Linked DNA regions of Homo sapiens: region 1 is linked to region 2. Evidence: chromatin contacts called from ENCODE Hi-C or POLR2A ChIA-PET data. All regions are on one chromosome and are shown on one strand. The core of a region is the stretch at or near the end of the contact, and the rest is flanking DNA. Distances in the headings are between cores, read along the strand shown.

Evidence for each region. A loop is a pair of places that touch in the nucleus more often than their neighbours do. ChIA-PET counts read pairs that join two places held with the same protein, here RNA polymerase II (POLR2A). Pooled maps may share reads with other maps.
Region 1: a loop to region 2 is called in a pooled map, with 3 times the contacts of the local background. The contact joins the enhancer-like site here to the promoter of GPR155-DT in region 2. A Hi-C loop is called at or near these places in 2 of 50 pooled maps. POLR2A ChIA-PET finds 5 or more read pairs at or near these places in 2 of 52 experiments (H1 and activated CD4-positive, alpha-beta T cell).

The regions. Positions count from the first base shown.
Region 1 is chr2:173,938,648-173,941,914 of GRCh38, forward strand. All of the region lies in intron 4 of SP3 (Sp3 transcription factor), which reads right to left. Among named protein-coding and RNA genes, the nearest start is that of SP3, 25 kb to the right of the region's middle. RefSeq lists an enhancer at 1,426-1,565. Within about 2 kb of position 1,745, at least 5 of the 41 ENCODE cell types and tissues checked have a DNase peak (open chromatin) inside an H3K27ac peak, as active enhancers do.
Region 2 is chr2:174,486,031-174,488,964 of GRCh38, forward strand. GPR155-DT (GPR155 divergent transcript) reads left to right here and starts at 1,358. Exons shown (of 3, transcript NR_183819.1): 1 at 1,358-1,386; 2 at 2,005-2,884. It overlaps GPR155 (G protein-coupled receptor 155), which reads right to left and starts at 999. Exons shown (of 16, transcript NM_152529.7): 1 at 843-999. RefSeq lists silencers at 514-696, 960-1,139 and an enhancer at 550-619.

The DNA.
Region 1 (3,267 bases), core at 495-2,994, 550 kb before region 2:
AGCTATAATACAAGACAAAGGACAAGTGCTATTAAACAAGCGGTAATTCAAAGGTGGCAAGAAGAAGGGAAGGCTGCGGGATAAGGCAGTATCTGGGCTAAGTCTTGAAAGATGTCAACCTGAAGGTTACTCCACTATTCCTGTTTCTAAAGTGCTGTGGGGTTCAATGTTAATATACCATTTATCACATTATACTAGAATCATGTGCATGTCTGTCTAACCCAATGATTCTTAAGGGGGAGATGAAGAACTGTCCTCCAGGGGACATCTGGCAATGTGTGAAGCCATTTTTTTTATTATCACAACTGCCTGGGGTACAGAGTGCTACCAGCATCTAGTGGGTAAGTCAGGAATGCTCCTCAACATCCTACAATGCAGAGGACAGCCCCAAAACAAAGAATCATCAGGCCCAAAATATCAACAGTGCAGAGGTTGAGAAATCATAGTCTAACTTGTTAGATTATGAGCACCTTTAGTGCAAGAATTATCATATTCATCTTTGTAATTCCAGTATCTGGCATGCACAGCAAGAGCGCTGTAAGTTATCTGTAGACTCAACAGACCTCAATTTAAAGGTAATGGAAGAGCCAGTAAAGACTTTACAGAAAGCAACATGATCTGTGTTTAGGGAAAATGACTGATACCAAAATGATGTATTGGAACAGTTTCTAGTATCTTACAAAATTTAAAATGCACATATTCTCCAACCTTGGGATTGTGCTTTCAGATGTATATGCTTCAGATATGCATACTTTAACAAAAGAAATGACACATCTGTATAAGGATATCTACTGCAGCATTTTTGAAATAAGATTAAAAATTTTTGTGACATCTGGCCAGGCACGGTGGCTCATGCCTGTAATCCCAGCACTTTGGGAGGCCGAGGCAGGTAGATCACCTGAGGTCAGGAGTTTGATAACAGCCTGGCCAACATGGTGAAACACTGTCTCTACTAAAAATACAAAAAATTAGCCAGGTGTGGTGGCATGGGCCTGTAGTCCCAGCTACTCAGGAGGCTGAGGCAGGAAGATCACTTGAGCCAGAGAGGCGGAAGTTGTAGTGAGCCAAGATTGCGCCACTGCACTCCAGCCTGAGCAACAGAGCAAGACTCCAACTCAAAAAAAAAAAAAAAAAAGTTACACTGATTTTGGGGGAGGAATTAAAAAGATTAAAAATGTAAAAATTTTTTTTAAAAATAAATTTTTGTTAATGCACCAGAAAGGAGGGGGCATGGAAAATGGAAGTTGTTTTTTAAGAGAGAGTCACCCAGGCTGGAGTGCAATGACTCAATCATAACTCACTGTAGGCTTGACCTCCTGGGTTCAATCAATCCTCCCATCTCCGCCTCTCTGAGCAGACAGGACTATGGGCACACATTACTGTGACCAGCTAATTTTTTTTTGTTTTTTGGTAGAGGCAAGGTCTTGCTTGGTTGCCCAGACTGGTTTCAACTTCCTGGCTTCAAGCAATTCTCCCAGCCTCAGCCTCCCAAAGTGCTGGGATTATGCCACCACACTCAGCCTAGATTAGATGTCTTAATAGTAGTCTAGGACAGCGGTCCCCAACCTTTTTGGCACCAGGGACCAGTTTCATGGAAGACAATTTTACTGCTGACAAGGGAGATGGTTTCAGGGTGAAACTGTTCCACTCACTCAGATCATTAGGTATTAGATTTTTCATAAGGAGCTTGCAACCTAGATCCCTCGCATGTGCAATTCACAATAGGGTTCGGGCTCCTATGAGAATCTAATGCTGCTGTTGATGTGACAGGAGGCGGAGCTCAGCCAGTCATGCTTATCGCCCACTGCTTACTTTTTGCACTGTGGCCTTGGCACCCGGGGGTGCAAGACCCCTGGTCTAGGAGACCAGTAAGAGCCAAACTAACAAACTGAGAATGGAGAGGATGAACAGATAACAAAAATATGGCAGAAACAGAACAAAAAGGACTTGGAACTTTCCACCAGGAAACAGAAGATTGAAGTTTGCATGTGTGCCCAGCAGCTAAAGGTAGCTGGAGAAAAAACACAACTGTGCTAATTATTCAAGCAGGCACCCAGTACTGCTGCAATTCTACATCTCACATTTCACTTTCCAATTCTCAGATGACCACTTCATACCTTCTTCCTTCTCAAACTTCCTAACACCTGGCCCTCTCACCCATCTTAGCTTGTTTCTTATCACAAAAGGAAATAAGGAATAATCTGACAAGAATTATCTTATCTTCCAATCAACATATCTGTATCTCTGAATGTCTATCCAATGCCCTTTCCCTGTTATAATGACCCCTACTCCTGTGTCCAACCCTTAAACCTGTGTCCTGTGTTTCACCTTGCTTGTTTTCTTAAAACATCCCTCTCTCATCCTCTTTCATACTTTCTCTCCTCTATCATTAATTTGTGGCGAGATTCTTAGAAAACCAACCTCCTCAACCAGGTCCACCTCCAGCTACCACCTATTTCAATGTTGCTCACAACACGAGTAAAAAAAAAAAAAAAAAAAAAGTCTGTAATTACTCTCACTAAATCCTCTTCACCTTTTAAATCATTCTACTCATGCTTTCCTCCCCAGCACTCTTAATGAAACCACTTGTTAAAAGTCACCAACAATCATTATCTTACTAAATCCAATATCCCGTTCTCTCTCATCTTATGTACCCTCCACAATATATGAATAGATAATGCTAGGCATGGTGGCTCATGCCTGTAATCCCAGCACTTTGGGAGGCTAAGGCAGGTGGATAACGTGAGACCAGGAGTTCGAGACCAGCCTGGTCAACGTGGCAAAACCCCATCTCTTCTAAAAATTACAAAAAATTAGCCAGACATGGCAGCACACATGTGCAGTCCCAGCTACTTGGGAAGCTGTGGTGGTAAGGTCACCTGAGCCCGGAAGGTCCAGGCCAGTGATCATGCCACTGCACTCCAGCCTGGGTGATAGTTGAGACCCTGCCTAAAAAAAAGAAAAGAAAGGGATAAGCATTCCCTCCTCCTTTCTTAAGTAATTTACACACTTGGCTTCCAGAATATACTTGGCTTTCATGGAAGCTCCTTCTGTTTCCTTTGCTAGCTCTTCCTCTACTTCTCACCCTCTATATGTTGGGAATGCCCTAGGACTCATTCCTAAGGCTTTCCCTCAATTTTGGATACTTAAGTTTCAGTTCCTGAATTTCTATTTGGTTATTTTACAAATCTGCAGTGTCATTTCTGTTACAGTCTCCAACTCTGTTAAAATTTTTTCAAGCTTGGCTTGTATTCCCTAGACCACAGT
Region 2 (2,934 bases), core at 108-2,607:
GGTTGACTAACTTCATAGAGAAAGCTTTAAACTCTCAGGCTATTTCTCAAACATCCAACATCCTTTATCCCGTGGGATAAGTGTAATACAGTGTGGTACTATTAGAGCACTCTTCAACATTAATAGTCGCACCATTCACCCACTCCTACCTACTTGCAGGGCGCCAAATGTCCTCCCTAGAGACCCAGGGTAGGGAGCGCTGAGCACTGCCTCCTTGCCTCGTCTGCAGGGACAGACTGTGGCCCTCCAAGATAAGGGGCGCAGAGAGTTCCTAACCGAATAGGCTGCTCGGAGAGCAGCTGCCAGCCAACCCCTGGGAAGGCAGCTGTGGAAGTGGAAAGGCAGCCAGGGGTCTTTGCCTGGCGTAAGAAAAAGGTGGTCGCTAGTCTTCCCAGGGCACGGGAGTCACAACGTCATGGTAACTAACATACCCCAAAAACGGGTAAGGGAGAAAATTTGGCGCAGTGCTCCAGGTGCCTGGGCAGAAGCCTTCGGAAGGGCCAGATACTGAGGGTACCCTCGGGATAAAGGGAAGAGTCTAAGAAAGACAGGGTGGACGCCCGTGCAGTGAGGAGCTTCCCAAACTAGGGATGGCAGTTCTGTCTCCGGAGGGGACGAGACACCCCCTCCCCCGCGCGAGCCTTCCCGGGTGATCTCACACGTTCCACAGGCAGGCGCTGCGGGGCAGAGACAGCAGGTCCAGACAACGGGCCGCGGGGCCAGGGCGCAGAGGGTCGGCGGCTGCCCACGTGCCCAGGCCTGAGGGGCAGAGGCAGGGGTACCCCGTGCCCGCAAGGGAGAACCAGGACCCAGCAGGTCCGCGCTCCAGGGGCCCCTCTCACCTGCTTCGTCTGCAACCTTGGAGTGGCGAGGAGAAGGGAGCTGGTGCTCGCAGGGTGCCAAGCAGGGAGAAGACCACCGTCATCTCCCGCCCCCAGCCCTCTTCGCCGAGCGCAACCGGGTGCCAGCTGCAGCAGCTTAGGCACGTTCCGATAAAGTAAGGTGGGGTAAGCCGATGCGGCCCTGTCAGCTCAGCCCCTCGCCGGCCGCGAGGCCCCGCCCCCGCCCCGCCTTCAGGCCCCGCTCCCTCCCAGCCCCGCCTTCAGACCCCGCCCCCAGCCCCGAACTTCCAGCAAGACGGGCCGCTTCCCGCCCTCGAGCCCCGCCCATTTCCAGGAGCCTTGAGCCCAGAGTCTCCGTCCCGCCCTCAGGCCCCACCCACAGCCTCGGGCCTCCGAGCCACACGTTCCCCAACCCCGCCTTCAGTCCCCGCCCCCTCCTCCAGCCTCGGAGCCCCAGGGTACCCGGCCCCGCCCTGCCGGCTGGGAGCCTCCCAGCCGCGATCCTCCGGGGCGGGACTTCCGGCTTCCCTGCTCCCACAAAATGGTAGCCGCCGTGGGGGATGTCCAGTTTTTTTTCCTCTTCCCAAGTACAGACGCAGAGCAGACTTGTCTTTCCGCTTAACCTCAACCTCGTGTGATCTGCCAGTTTCGCTCCCGGTTAGCCCAGGACTTTTTATAGCATAGAGTTTTAAAGCAAGGGCTTAGAATCAGACCTGGGTCAAAATCCTGCCTTCCACCTTCACCAAGGCAGTGTGACCTTGACGTTCCTACATAAGAGATTAAAATGTAAACCCTTAGCCCTGAGCTTGTTTTAGAATCTGGGCCCCGTCCATGACTGCTTCTATTCTATTGCGGTACGGGGGTGGGGTGGGGGTGGGGAACTACATGCATGTCCACTCAGTATACTGAAACTGGTTACATTGATGGAAAACTTCCAAAGCTTCTTGAAATAAAGGTATTGAAACTATCCTCACAGGGTTTATAAGAATTCTGGACAAAAATATAATTAAGCATTAATCAGGCTACACTTTGACCCACTTCCTTGTAACCCGAAAGTCGGGTAGAGCTAGATAGTACATTTGTATCCCGTTGTCCCTATAGATAGGCTTTCTGATGTTAAGAGTCGTAAGGCTTTTTAAGAATTGCTTAAAATGTTTTTCAGACGCCAAATTCCAGCGAAACAGCTGATGCCAGCCAGCTTGAAGACCCCTGCCACAGAAGAAGGGAATCAGCATGAGAATACAGCTTCTTCATCTCGCTGTCCCATGACTTCGCCCTGTACTCTTCAGCCAATTAATGATCTCCACACTTGGGACCACTCTAAAACCCTTAAGAACCTGAGACTCAAAGTCCTCCTGGAGACGAATTTGAGGTTTCCTCCTATCTGTGTTTGGTGGCCCTATGATTAAACCTCTTTCTCTTCTGCAACCTGGTGTCCCAGTGTATTAACTTGCCATGGGCATCAGACAACAAACCTATATATAGTATCCCAAATATGGTGCTCCACTTTGAAACCTGAAGAAATCCTGCAATTGAGTTAGCCTTTTGAAATAAAAATTATTTCAAATTTTAAAATATTTATATATGTTTCCACTTAAGATATCTACAAGCATTTGTTTACAACCTTTTATCTTGCTTTGCATCTTAAACATTTCTGTATGGCAATTTCCGTGTCTTCCTATCATCTCGGCCATCTTAGTGCAAAGATACAAAATTGTGTGGCTTATTAAGAAAAATTACAGTAAGCTAAGGGTAGGTTAAAGGATCTGAAACTTAGCAGGAAAAATGAGCAGAAATTAAAGCTATAAAAGGCATGGATCCTGCTCCAGTTCTCTTTGCTTCTCCTTTGTTCTCTGTCTTCCTCACTTTTAACTGCCTTCTTTGTTTCCCTTGAACCTGACTACTTAAAAAAAAAATTGAAGATCTAAATTATCTCAAGGCTAAAAGGATTTTTGTTTAGGAAGTATGAAGATTAATTCAATTAAATAAATACTTATTGAGCATTGACTATCAGGGGAATACTGGAAGATAGGCCTGCAGAGGTAAGTTACGGTCAACCTGTAGGAGGTTCCTTGGGTTAGTTTGAACCTTA